Regions from separate parts of the Homo sapiens genome. Here region 2 is linked to region 1. Evidence: read pairs that join two places in POLR2A ChIA-PET (ENCODE). Cell type or tissue: GM12878. All regions are shown on one strand. Region 1 holds the start of LOC124902139 (a long non-coding RNA gene). Region 2 overlaps B4GALT1 (beta-1,4-galactosyltransferase 1).

What was found. ChIA-PET counts read pairs that join two places held together with the same protein. Peaks named below come from ENCODE experiments on the same cell type or tissue, not always from the same donor. Only the 100,000 strongest peaks of a DNase experiment are listed, where the experiment ranks them.
Region 2: POLR2A ChIA-PET joins it to region 1 with 8 read pairs; 11 of 35 experiments call an interaction of 5 or more read pairs at or near these places.

The regions. Positions count from the first base shown.
Region 1 is chr9:33,016,017-33,018,516 of GRCh38, reverse strand. It overlaps LOC124902139 (a long non-coding RNA gene), which reads left to right and starts at 266. Exons shown (of 2, transcript XR_007061453.1): 1 at 266-1,967; 2 at 2,292-2,500. It also overlaps a transcript of APTX not described here. In GM12878, no CTCF peak of the experiment used is centred here; a DNase peak (open chromatin) is centred at 1,056; H3K27ac peaks cover 280 bases.
Region 2 is chr9:33,145,968-33,148,467 of GRCh38, reverse strand. All of the region lies in intron 1 of B4GALT1 (beta-1,4-galactosyltransferase 1), which reads left to right. Among named protein-coding and RNA genes, the nearest start is that of B4GALT1-AS1, 20 kb to the left of the region's middle. In GM12878, no CTCF peak of the experiment used is centred here; no DNase peak of the experiment used is centred here; H3K27ac peaks cover 631 bases.

The DNA.
Region 1 (2,500 bases):
GGCTCACTGCAACCTCCGCCTCCTGGGTTCAAGCGATTCTCTTGCCTCAGCCTCCCGAGTAGCTGGGATTACAGGTACCTGCCACCACGTCTGGCTAATTTTTGTATTTTTAGTAGAGACGGGGTTTCACCATGTTGGCCAGGCTGGTCTCAAAATCCTGACCTCAGGTGATCCGCCCACCTCGGCCTTCCATCGTAGTAGAGATGGTGAAACCTCATCTCTACTAAAAATACAAACATTATCCAAGGTGTAGTGGCACGTGCCTGTAGTCCCAGCTACTCGGGAGGCTGAGGCAGGAGAATCACTTGAACCCAGCAGGCAGAGGTTGCAGTAAGCTGAGATCGTGCCACCGCGCTCCAGCCTGGGTGACAGAGTGAGTCGTCTCAAAAAAAAAAAAATTAAATAAAAAATAAAATTTTGGTTTTCATTTCTGACTCCTGGCCAGAGGTCCTAAAACCGTTGAAATTTCCTAAGTGATAAGAGTGAAAGTGGTATCTTGTTATTCATAACAAGCCCCTTTCAATCACATCTGAGATTATATTAATGAAGTGACTTTTGGAGAGCCCGAAAATGGGAGGGGGGGGGGGGCGCTGGTTGCTAGGGCAACTAACCAAGTGATTAGAGGATTGGAACTTTCAGCCTCACACTATGACCTCCAGGGAGGAGAAAGGGGCTGGATATTACCAGTGGGCAATGGCCTAATCAATCATGCTTACCTAATGAAGCCTCAATAAAAAAACCCTAACCAAAGGAGTTTGGAGAGCTTCCAGGTTGGTGTTGGAAGGATTGAGCTCCCGGAGAGGGCCTTGAAGGTCCGTATCCCTTCCCCAAACTGAGAAATGTAAGAATTATTTCTAAGTTCTGTGAGCTGTTCTAGCAAATTATTGACTCTAAGGCGGTTGTGAGAACCTCTGTGCTGTGGTCTGAATGTTTGTGTCCTATCAGAATTCATAAATTGGAAATCCCCAAGTTGATGGTATTCAGAGATGGGGCCTTTGGGAAGTGACTACGTCATGGGATTAGTGCCCTTACAAAAGAAACCCAGGAGAGCTTGTGAGTCCCTTCTGCCATGTGAGGACAGCTCTGTCTACAAACCAGGAAACAGGCCCTCACCAGACACCCATTCAGCTGGTACCTTGATCCTGGACTTTCCAGCTTACACAAATGAGAAATAAGTTTCTGGTGTTTGTAAGCTACCCAGTTAATGGCATGTTATAGCAGCTCAAATAGATGAAGACACCCCGATTCATAGCCAGTCTATCAGAAGTACAGGAGACCCTGGACTTGCTATTGGTATCTTAAATTGGAGGTAGTCTTGTGAGACTGAGCCCTTAACCTGTGGGATGTGCAATAATGTTGGATAATTAGTGTCCACACTGAATTAAATTGTAGGATACCCAGTTGGTATCTGCAGAGAATTAGAGAATTGTTTGGTTTGAAGCCCCTCCACCCCCAACATTTGGTTCAAAGTATTATGAATAGAGGAACAGTTTTATTTGTAGGCAAAGATTTTTGTCTGTTTTGTTTTATAATATATCGCAAGCATCTAGAACACTGCCTGGTACAGAGTTGGTACTCAATAAATTATGAATGAATATGCATTTTGCCAGAATTTGTGCCAGGTACTGGGCATATAGTTGTGAAAAAGCGGAGATGGTTCCTGGCCTCTTAGAACGTCCAGCCCAGCACTACACAGTCTGGTGATTTTTCTGCCTGCCTGGGCTGCCCTCCTCTAACATCAGAGTGCCTAATTGCTGAGCTCAGAGTAGACTTTCCTCTTAGCAGTGAGTACTTTTCAGATAGTTTTGTTTTTCTGCTTTTTTTAATTCTAAAAAAATGGGGGGGGGAGTGTAATGCATTCTATTTAGTCACTCTAAGTTAAAAGTCCACAATTTTCCTCAATACAGAGACAAAATAGTGTTGTCTTTAAAGCTCCAGCCTGGTAGAAAGCCGAAAGAAGTCGTGAGGTACATTCAGTTTACTTTTTCTTTCCTTTATTTTTTTAAACCTAAAGGAAGATGGTTGTAATGTTTTATACTACCGAAGAGTGAAAGGATATGCAGTAAACATGTTTATTGCTGTCTTTTTTGTAAACTGGATTGCTCATTTATGAGATCCTGACCTATTTCTTGAGATCTTCTGTGTGCTGTTTGTTGAAATGAATTTTTACATGGCTAAAACGCTTAAGAAAAAAAGCTAAAATTGAGTGTATTGAGAGAGTATCTGCTGGTTCACCACACTTCAGATGTTGTGTCAGCAACAATACTTTCTCTCACCCTGTTCTCACACAGGCAATCACACCATCACGGGAAACTCCAAGGTTGGGAATATACCTGAAAAGTGGAAAGAATTCGGGAAGAATACTGCTGCACAGATATGAGACTGAACAAAATGACTTTTAATAGCCCTTCAAAATCTCAGACTCTTGGTCTAGATAATACGAACTCCTAGATACCATTTGGCAACGTTTATTTAAAAAAATTCAGTTGATAACATTTTG
Region 2 (2,500 bases), 130 kb before region 1:
GGCAACGTGTGAGCATGTTTATGTTGATTCAGGGGTGCCAGACACAGCTCCAGAATGGCTGCCTCAGTTTACATTTCCACCAGCAGAGCATGACAGGCTCTGTGTCTCCGTGAATAATCAGCATTAACCAGCTTCCTATTTTTTGCCAAACTAATAGATGTGCTAGGATAACTCTTTGTTTTAACTTGTTTTTCTCTGATTACCAATGAGCTGGAGCATTTCTTCATATGCCTGATGGTCTTTGGGATTCCTCTTAGGTAAATTGCTTATTCATTATAATCCTTTGCCTGTTTTTCACTGGAGTTCTTATATTTTTCTTGAAGATATGCAGGAATTCCTTATACATCCTAGATATTAATCCCTTCCTGGTCTCAGACATTGCAGATATCTTCTGAATCTGTTATTTACTTATTTATTTACAATTTTTTTTTTAAGAGTTGGGGTTTTGCTCTGTCACCCAGACTGGAGTGCAGTGGTATGATCATGACTCATTGTGGCCTCGCAATCCTGGGCTTAAGCGATCCTCCCACCTCAGCCTCCTGAGTAGTTGGGACTACAGGTATGCACCACCAGACTTGGCTAATTTTATTTTATTTTTTAGAGATGGAAGTCTTAATATGTTGCTCAGGCCAATCTTGAACTCCTGGCCTCAAGCAATCTTTCCACCTCAGCCTCCTGCATCTATTATATATATGTTCACTTTGCTCATGCTGTATTTTGTTGCAACATAAAACTATTTTTCCCATTGTTTTGTGCAGTCTCTCACCAGCACTCTTCTTTTTCTGTAACTGTGTTAATGCCCTTTGTTCTTCCATATGTTAGGTATGCTGGTATAGTTGAACTCTGCTGACTCTCCTCAGTAAACAGTCTCTTTTTATGACACCTTATCCTCTACTGAATTCTCTCTATCAAGAATGACTTGGCCGGGCATGGGGGCTCATGCCTGTAATCCCAGCATTCTGGGAGGCCGAGGTGGGCAGATCACCCGAGGTCAGAAGTTCAAGACCAGCCCGGCCAACACGGTGAAACCCTGTCTCTATGAAAATACAAAAATCAGCTGGGCGTGGTGGCAGGTGCCTGTAATCCCAGCTACTTGGGAGGCTGAGGCGGGAGAATCACTTGAACCTGAGGGGGAGGTTGCAGTAAGCCGGGATGGCACATTGCACTCCAGACTGGGTGATGGAGAAACTCCATCTCAGGGGGAAAAAAAAAAAAAAAAAAAGAATGACTTGTCTTCCTCTTAGAGTGTGAGGTCTACATACAAATATTATTCTTGTATTCAGCAAATGTATGTCATAGGCCTAGTGTGTGTTAGGAACTGTGCTGTCACCAACAAAGTTTAGAGAGGTTATAAAACTTGACTGTAGCTTTTTAGAGGTGGAGGAGTGATTTGAAACCTAGGCTGTAATTCCTTCCTCCTGTGATTCCTTCCTACTGTGTTGCCTTCCCTTGAAAATTGCATTTGGGGGCCAGGTGTGGTGGCTCTCGCCTGTAATCCCAGCACTTTGGGAGGCTGAGGCGGGTGGATCACCTGAGGTCAGGAGTTCAAGACCAGCCTGGCCAACATGGCGAAACCCCGTCTTTACTAAAAATACAAAAATTAGCTGGATGTGGTGTGTGGTGACATGCACCTATATTCCCAGGTACTCAGTAGGCTGAGGCAAGAGAATCACTTGAACCCAGGAGGCAGAGGCTGCAGTGAGCTGAAATTGCACCACTGCACTCCAGCCTGAGTGACAGAGTGAGACTCTGTCTCAAAAAAAAAAAAAAGAAAAGAAAGAAAATTGCATTTAGTTCCTGTAGACTGTGTGTCAAATGTCTAAATCTCTTCTAACAAATGGCCTAAGGAGGTGCAAAGCGAAGCATCCTCACCAGCATCCTGACTTGGCAGTGAGGCATGGGACCCTGGAGGGAGTAGTGGTAAGTGTGACTCTGGAATTCTTCCTGGGCTACTTGTCAGTGACTGGCTCCAGATTGAGAGGAGAGCCCAGAGGACACAGGTGGCTGCCCCAGCCTGGAGGTGAAAGTCTTAAAATAAAATGCCAGATGCCTAGACCATTCTAAACCTTTCTGAGAAGCTGAAATCATCCCTTCTGGAAGCGCTCTAGTTCTAAAAGGACAGATATACAGCAAGATCTTCCTGGGGCTAATATGGAGTTTATAGGCAAGTAGGCCTCAGAACCTTTCCCTGGTAGTGATATCTGTGGGCAGGCACAGTTTCCACACTTTCCAGAAATTCCAGCGGAAGGAGTGAGAAGGAGGAATCTGCCCTTGAGTGAGGACCAAAGAAAGCAGAAATTCCTCTTGGGAATTTTTCCTCCAGAGACCAAACACTACTTGGGAGCTTGTTTACTGGGCTTTAAAAGCTTGTGACCCCCAGTCACTCTTTCTTGACCCCAAGGCTTTGCATTTCTGTGGCTTCCCCACTGGACAGAAGTGGAACTGTCATGCTGCCTGTTCTGGGGTCTCCCAGAGGTTTCCCCATGTCCTCTCCTTGCTT